2 separate regions of the Mus musculus genome follow, and region 2 is linked to region 1. A link is a loop called in an ENCODE intact Hi-C map of the cell type or tissue named here. Cell type or tissue: heart. All regions are shown on one strand.

Region 1 (2,500 bases):
AAGCTACTCTTCTTTCTAGTCATGTTTCTTCCGAATCTTGCTTCCCTCAGCCCCAGGAAAAGAAAAACTAAAGTTGGATCTTATGAACAACTATATTTAATATTATGGAATATTTATGAAATATTATCAAATAATAATAAATGCACAGTTTTTGTCAATGAAGGAAGCAAATAAAAATTTTTCTAAAAGTTCCATTGGGGGGGGAGGGCTAGAGAGATGGCATAGTGGTTAAGAGCACTGACTGCTCTTCCAAAAGTCCTGAGTTCAATTCCCAGCAACCACATGGTGATTCACAACCATCTGTAATGCAATCTGATGCCCTCTTCTGGTATCTGAAGCCAGCAACAGTGTACTCACATATATAAAATAGATAAACCTCTTTAGAAGAAGGAGGAGGAGGAAGAGAAAAGTAAGGAAGGTGGGAAGGAGGGAGGGAGGGAGGGAGGGAAGGAAGGAAGGGAGGGAGGGAGGGAGGGAGGGAGGGAGGGAGGGAGGGAGGGAGGGAGGGAGGAAGGAAGGGAGGAAGGAAGAAAGGAAGGAAGGAAAGAAAAGAAAAGAACCTTTTTAAAAAGTTCCTCTTTTTTTAACAATTAAAGTCAAAGAGGATTAATCAAAGTCTTAGTATCAAAGAACATTCTAGAAAAAGATGGTCGGGCCACATGCCACATGGCTGTCCTACAGCAGGTTTAATGCCCCATTCTGTAAGGAGACTGAAATCAGAGGAGGTAAGATAACTTACTCCCTTCCCAGGTTAGAAAGGGGCAGCATCACTGCTGTCTCGCATCAAAGGGATGAGAAAATGAACACACCCAATGCTTGCGTATGATGTGGCAAGGTGAAACTAACCAGGAACTTCTTACCCACAACAGCCTGTCATGTGCAGCTTGAATACAAAAGCAGAACATAGGGATAACTTTTCAATCGGCAAGTCAAGAAAAAGAAAAAGTCATTTTGGGCACAAGAAAACAAAAGTTTCAACAAGCTAATCTCAGAACCGAACACATGCTCAAGACAACCCCACCGATCTGATGTGCAAGCAGCTAGAGGCAGCTCTGGAGAGAGGGCCACAGGGAAAGGAGTTACACTAGCTCCTGGTCGGCTCCTCAGCACTGGATAGACCAAATCTCCACCAAATCCCACATCCCCCCTCCATAGTCATGCTAACTCTGGAAGGTTTCTTACTATTTTAAACATACGCAGTGGTGCCTTCAAACCAAAGATAAAGTTACGGTTCTCTTCACGGCTCCTGTTTGTAAACTGAGCCTGACCTGAGATAGCCTGGTTGGTTTGAAGCAGTACACTCCCACACTCACTTGCTTTAGCAGGTTTTGGCCTTAGCTAGAATGAACAGCAGTTTTCAAGCCATGCATTGAGTAAGAGCGCCCTCATCAGGCCCCAGCTAACATGCTGGTATGTTAGCAGCCTAAACTGCCTCTTGCCTCCCACAATAGGAAAGTTACATAATTGATAAGCAAAAACTGCAGAAATATATGCCAGCTTTCCAAAAACTTTCTCCAAAGCCATATGACCCAAATTCTCATTTAATAAAGGCAAGGCGGTTTTTGTGAAAGTAGAGAAAATACTAAGGTTTAAAACTGTATTTGTTTAACCCCATCTGTGATCCTGAACACATCTCTTAAGCATATTTTACTCATCATCGTTAAGATGGGATGACCTTTAGTAAGTCCCCCTTTTCAGAATTATATCATTTTAAAGTTCACTTTTTATTACATCTTATTTAGTGGGGATGGTTGATCTTTGAAACCTTTAAGCCCACCCTTAGTAATCGACCTCCTCCAACAAGGCCATATCTACTTCAACAAAGCCACACCTCACAATCCTTCCCCAACAGTTCCCCCAACTAGGAAGTATATATTCAAACATACACCCATGGCTGCATTCTCATTCAAATGAGTATACTGAACAAGTTTTAAGTACAATTTCAAAGCTGTTGGTTCCTGCCAAGGCATGTGTGCCACCATTGTACCTTTAGGGAAATCACGCCATGCTGGTCATTGCTTTCGTTCATAGGCATCAGACCTCAGGGAGGAAGCCTTTAGGTCAGATCCAGTTCAGAGCCTCTAAGTCCTGTATCCAAAGTATATGGTCTCTTCAGCAATCTGGATAGGCCCCACCTCCCAATGTGCTGTCAGCTGTCATCTAAGCCTTTAGCTCATGGATCTATGAGGGATGCTATTCCAAAACATAGCAAGCCCCTTATCAAAGTTTTGATCTCTGTTTATTTTCTGAGAGACAAAAAGAATATGAATTCAGATGGGAGGTAGAGGTAGGGAGGATCTAGGAGGAGTTAGGGGAGAGTAAACCATATCAGAATATATTGTATTGTGGTGATTTTAATGAAAATGACCCCCATAGGCTCATAGAGAGGGGCACTATTAGGAAATATGGCCTTGTTGGAATAGGTGTGGCCTTGTTGGAGGAAGTAGATCACTTCAGGGGTGGGCTTTGAGGTCTCATATGCTCAAGCTAGGCCTAACGT
Region 2 (2,500 bases), 690 kb before region 1:
TTGAAGGCTATTTTGTTAGATACTACAATGGCCACACAAGCTTGCTTCTTAAGTCTGTTTGCTTGGAATACTTCTTCCAGAAAGCCGATGGCTCTGAATCCATTCGGTTCAAGATGCTTTTTGGGTTCTTCTGGAAGAAGGATGCCTAGGTTTTTGGACTCTACTGGAGTCATATTGTCCCAGTTGTTATTTACTGTGTTTTTTATGCTGTCACCTAGGGTTTGGGAAGATTGTAATTCTAGATGTTTAAATCTGCTTTTATGTTGTTGGATAGGTGTTTCATTCATTGGTTTCTGTTGCCCTCTCTGGTTTTTAGGAGGGTCTACTAGTTGTGTAATATCTAGTAGTTAATTCTTCTGGGTTGCTGCCAGGAGTGACCACTAGGGTTTCTGGGTAAAATGTGTTTCTACGTATTGGGATCTGATGCTGAGGAATTCGGATGGACTAGGAGGCAGGATATGAGATGGTCCGCAGTAGGGAAAAAAAGCAGTGTTGTCTGCTAGGATCTGTTTATTCCTCTGGGAATGGGGGCAGAGAGTGAGGAGAGGCCACAACAGCTAGTCTCTTATGGACCTGGAACGAGATTAGAGGATGGATGTGGAGGAGAGGAGAAAAAGATCTGAAGCTCACCCACCTGTTTCTCTGGTCTGCTTGCTTCTCTGTAGGCTTGACTGGCGAGTTGCTAGGGATGCCTACTGGAGTCGTGGGTTGGGATAACAGGATGGAATGATGGGAAAAGCTGGAGAAAACCTGAGTAGTCTGCTAGAGAGCAGAGGAAGACTGTGAGTCGCCATTGTTGAAGTGACCAGCACTTATAGACACTTGGTGTGAATTCAAGTGTGCTGGACACCCCTTTCCGTCTTGAAGGGATGGGGAAGTACAAGAAGCTTTGGCAAGAAGTGTGTGTGTGTGTGTGTGTGTGTGCGCGCGCCCGCGTGTGCATGTGTGTGCCTATGTGTTGCTGGTCTGAGGAATGTATACATTCACACAGAAATGGCCAGGCTACAACTCTAAAGGAGCAAATTCCTTTCCTCTACAAAAGGAAGATATTAATGTCAAAGGTAAATTGGACTGCGGTCATGGTTTTTCCTAAGGATGAATTCTGACTTCAAAGGTCCTGGCTTCTCAAAAAGCCGACAATACCTGCCAGGTAAAAACCATGGTTCTTCTCACAATTCCCACAAGATGGCAGCATTTCACCAAAGATGTCCCTCTCGTTGCCTATAAGAGAAAGAAGTGGAAATCAGTAGAGGACTAGTTGAGAATTCATAAAAGCAGAAAGAGCCCCAAATAGTTCCAAACCCTGGTGGCCCTCCAATTAAATGAAGCTCTTTAGCTTGAGCAGTTGCCTTCTAATACAATGGCTTCCCGCTTCCTACTTCTTAAAACAAGGCCCATCTGATACTCCAGTGCCGGTGCTGTGTTCACCACATGAGGGCGGTGAAGTCCCTTTGACGGCAGAGGATCGATAGTTCTGAATCTATTTTTTTGAAGATGCTTTGGGTTCTGGGACTGGATGAAGGGTGTCCAGTCACCTCTTGGCACCATGGAAGCCACTCACTCTTTCTCCATTATCAGTCTAATCAATATGGTGATTTTCCTGCCTTCAGCCCCCATGGCTCTACAGTTGACCGAGCCTTCTTGAACTCTACTTCAGGCTTCTTCTGAGCTCCCAGCTCAGCCCTATCTGATCCTTTTTGGGTTCCGGAGAAGAGGGAGTGCTATCAGTATCTGTAGTGAGTGTACTTGGAGATACATGCTGACGATCACAAGATGGGTGACTCTGTCACACTGGAGACAGAGAGAAGACACGAGGAGAGTCACAAGTTTGGTGTTGCTTACAGTAGTGGTACAGAACCGTCTCCACTCTCTTGAATTAGGTATGCCTCCAGGATCAACGGTAGCTTTGAGAACAACATCAAGGCTGTTGTGGATCCTTCACTCCACCCTCCCGCACCAGACTCGAGTCAGCGTCCGCTCTTACACCATAGCATGCTATTGCTTTGGCAACCAGTTCTTAGGTCAGCATTGCTGGAGAGAAACAATGGAGAGGATTCAGGAAAAGCATTTAGATGAAGAAAAGCAAGAAAAAGAGGCTTTCTGGGGTGTAAGTAGCTTGAGGTTTATTGGGGATAAAAGGGGGTGGGGAATAAGTGAGTGGGTGGACAGATTGGTGGATGTTGTTCGTAGAGAGGAAGTAGGCTTTGTAAAATCTCTTCAGTGTCTGCCCCACCCCATCCCTGCCACCCCTGTATTTCAGGATGCTGTCTGTGTCTCTGTCTGCCTTGCTACTTCTCAGATTGTATCTGGTGCTGAGTGAGGCAATACTTGTTGGCACTCCCAACCTACACACTCTGTGTTTACAGACAGTTATCATATCATTAGTCATTGCCTAGCAAGTACCGCTTTCATGTTTCCACATCTGGGTCCCTCCCACCCCCTCAGCTGTGTGTGCCCCACTCTCTGATCTCCTTCCAACACTTCCTTCTTCTTCAGACCC

What was found. Peaks named below come from ENCODE experiments on the same cell type or tissue, not always from the same donor. Only the 100,000 strongest peaks of a DNase experiment are listed, where the experiment ranks them.
Region 2: it touches region 1 in a loop (9-fold over the local background); 37 of 42 quality-filtered maps call a loop at or near these places.

Annotation. Positions count from the first base shown.
Region 1 is chr5:99,890,882-99,893,381 of GRCm38, forward strand. No RefSeq gene overlaps it. Among named protein-coding and RNA genes, the nearest start is that of Vamp9, 14 kb to the right of the region's middle. In heart, a CTCF peak has its summit at 1,393 (motif pointing left); no DNase peak of the experiment used is centred here; H3K27ac peaks cover 328 bases.
Region 2 is chr5:99,201,323-99,203,822 of GRCm38, forward strand. No RefSeq gene overlaps it. Among named protein-coding and RNA genes, the nearest start is that of Rasgef1b, 50 kb to the right of the region's middle. In heart, CTCF peaks have their summits at 1,212 (motif pointing right) and 1,416 (motif pointing right); a DNase peak (open chromatin) is centred at 1,329; H3K4me3 peaks cover 256 bases.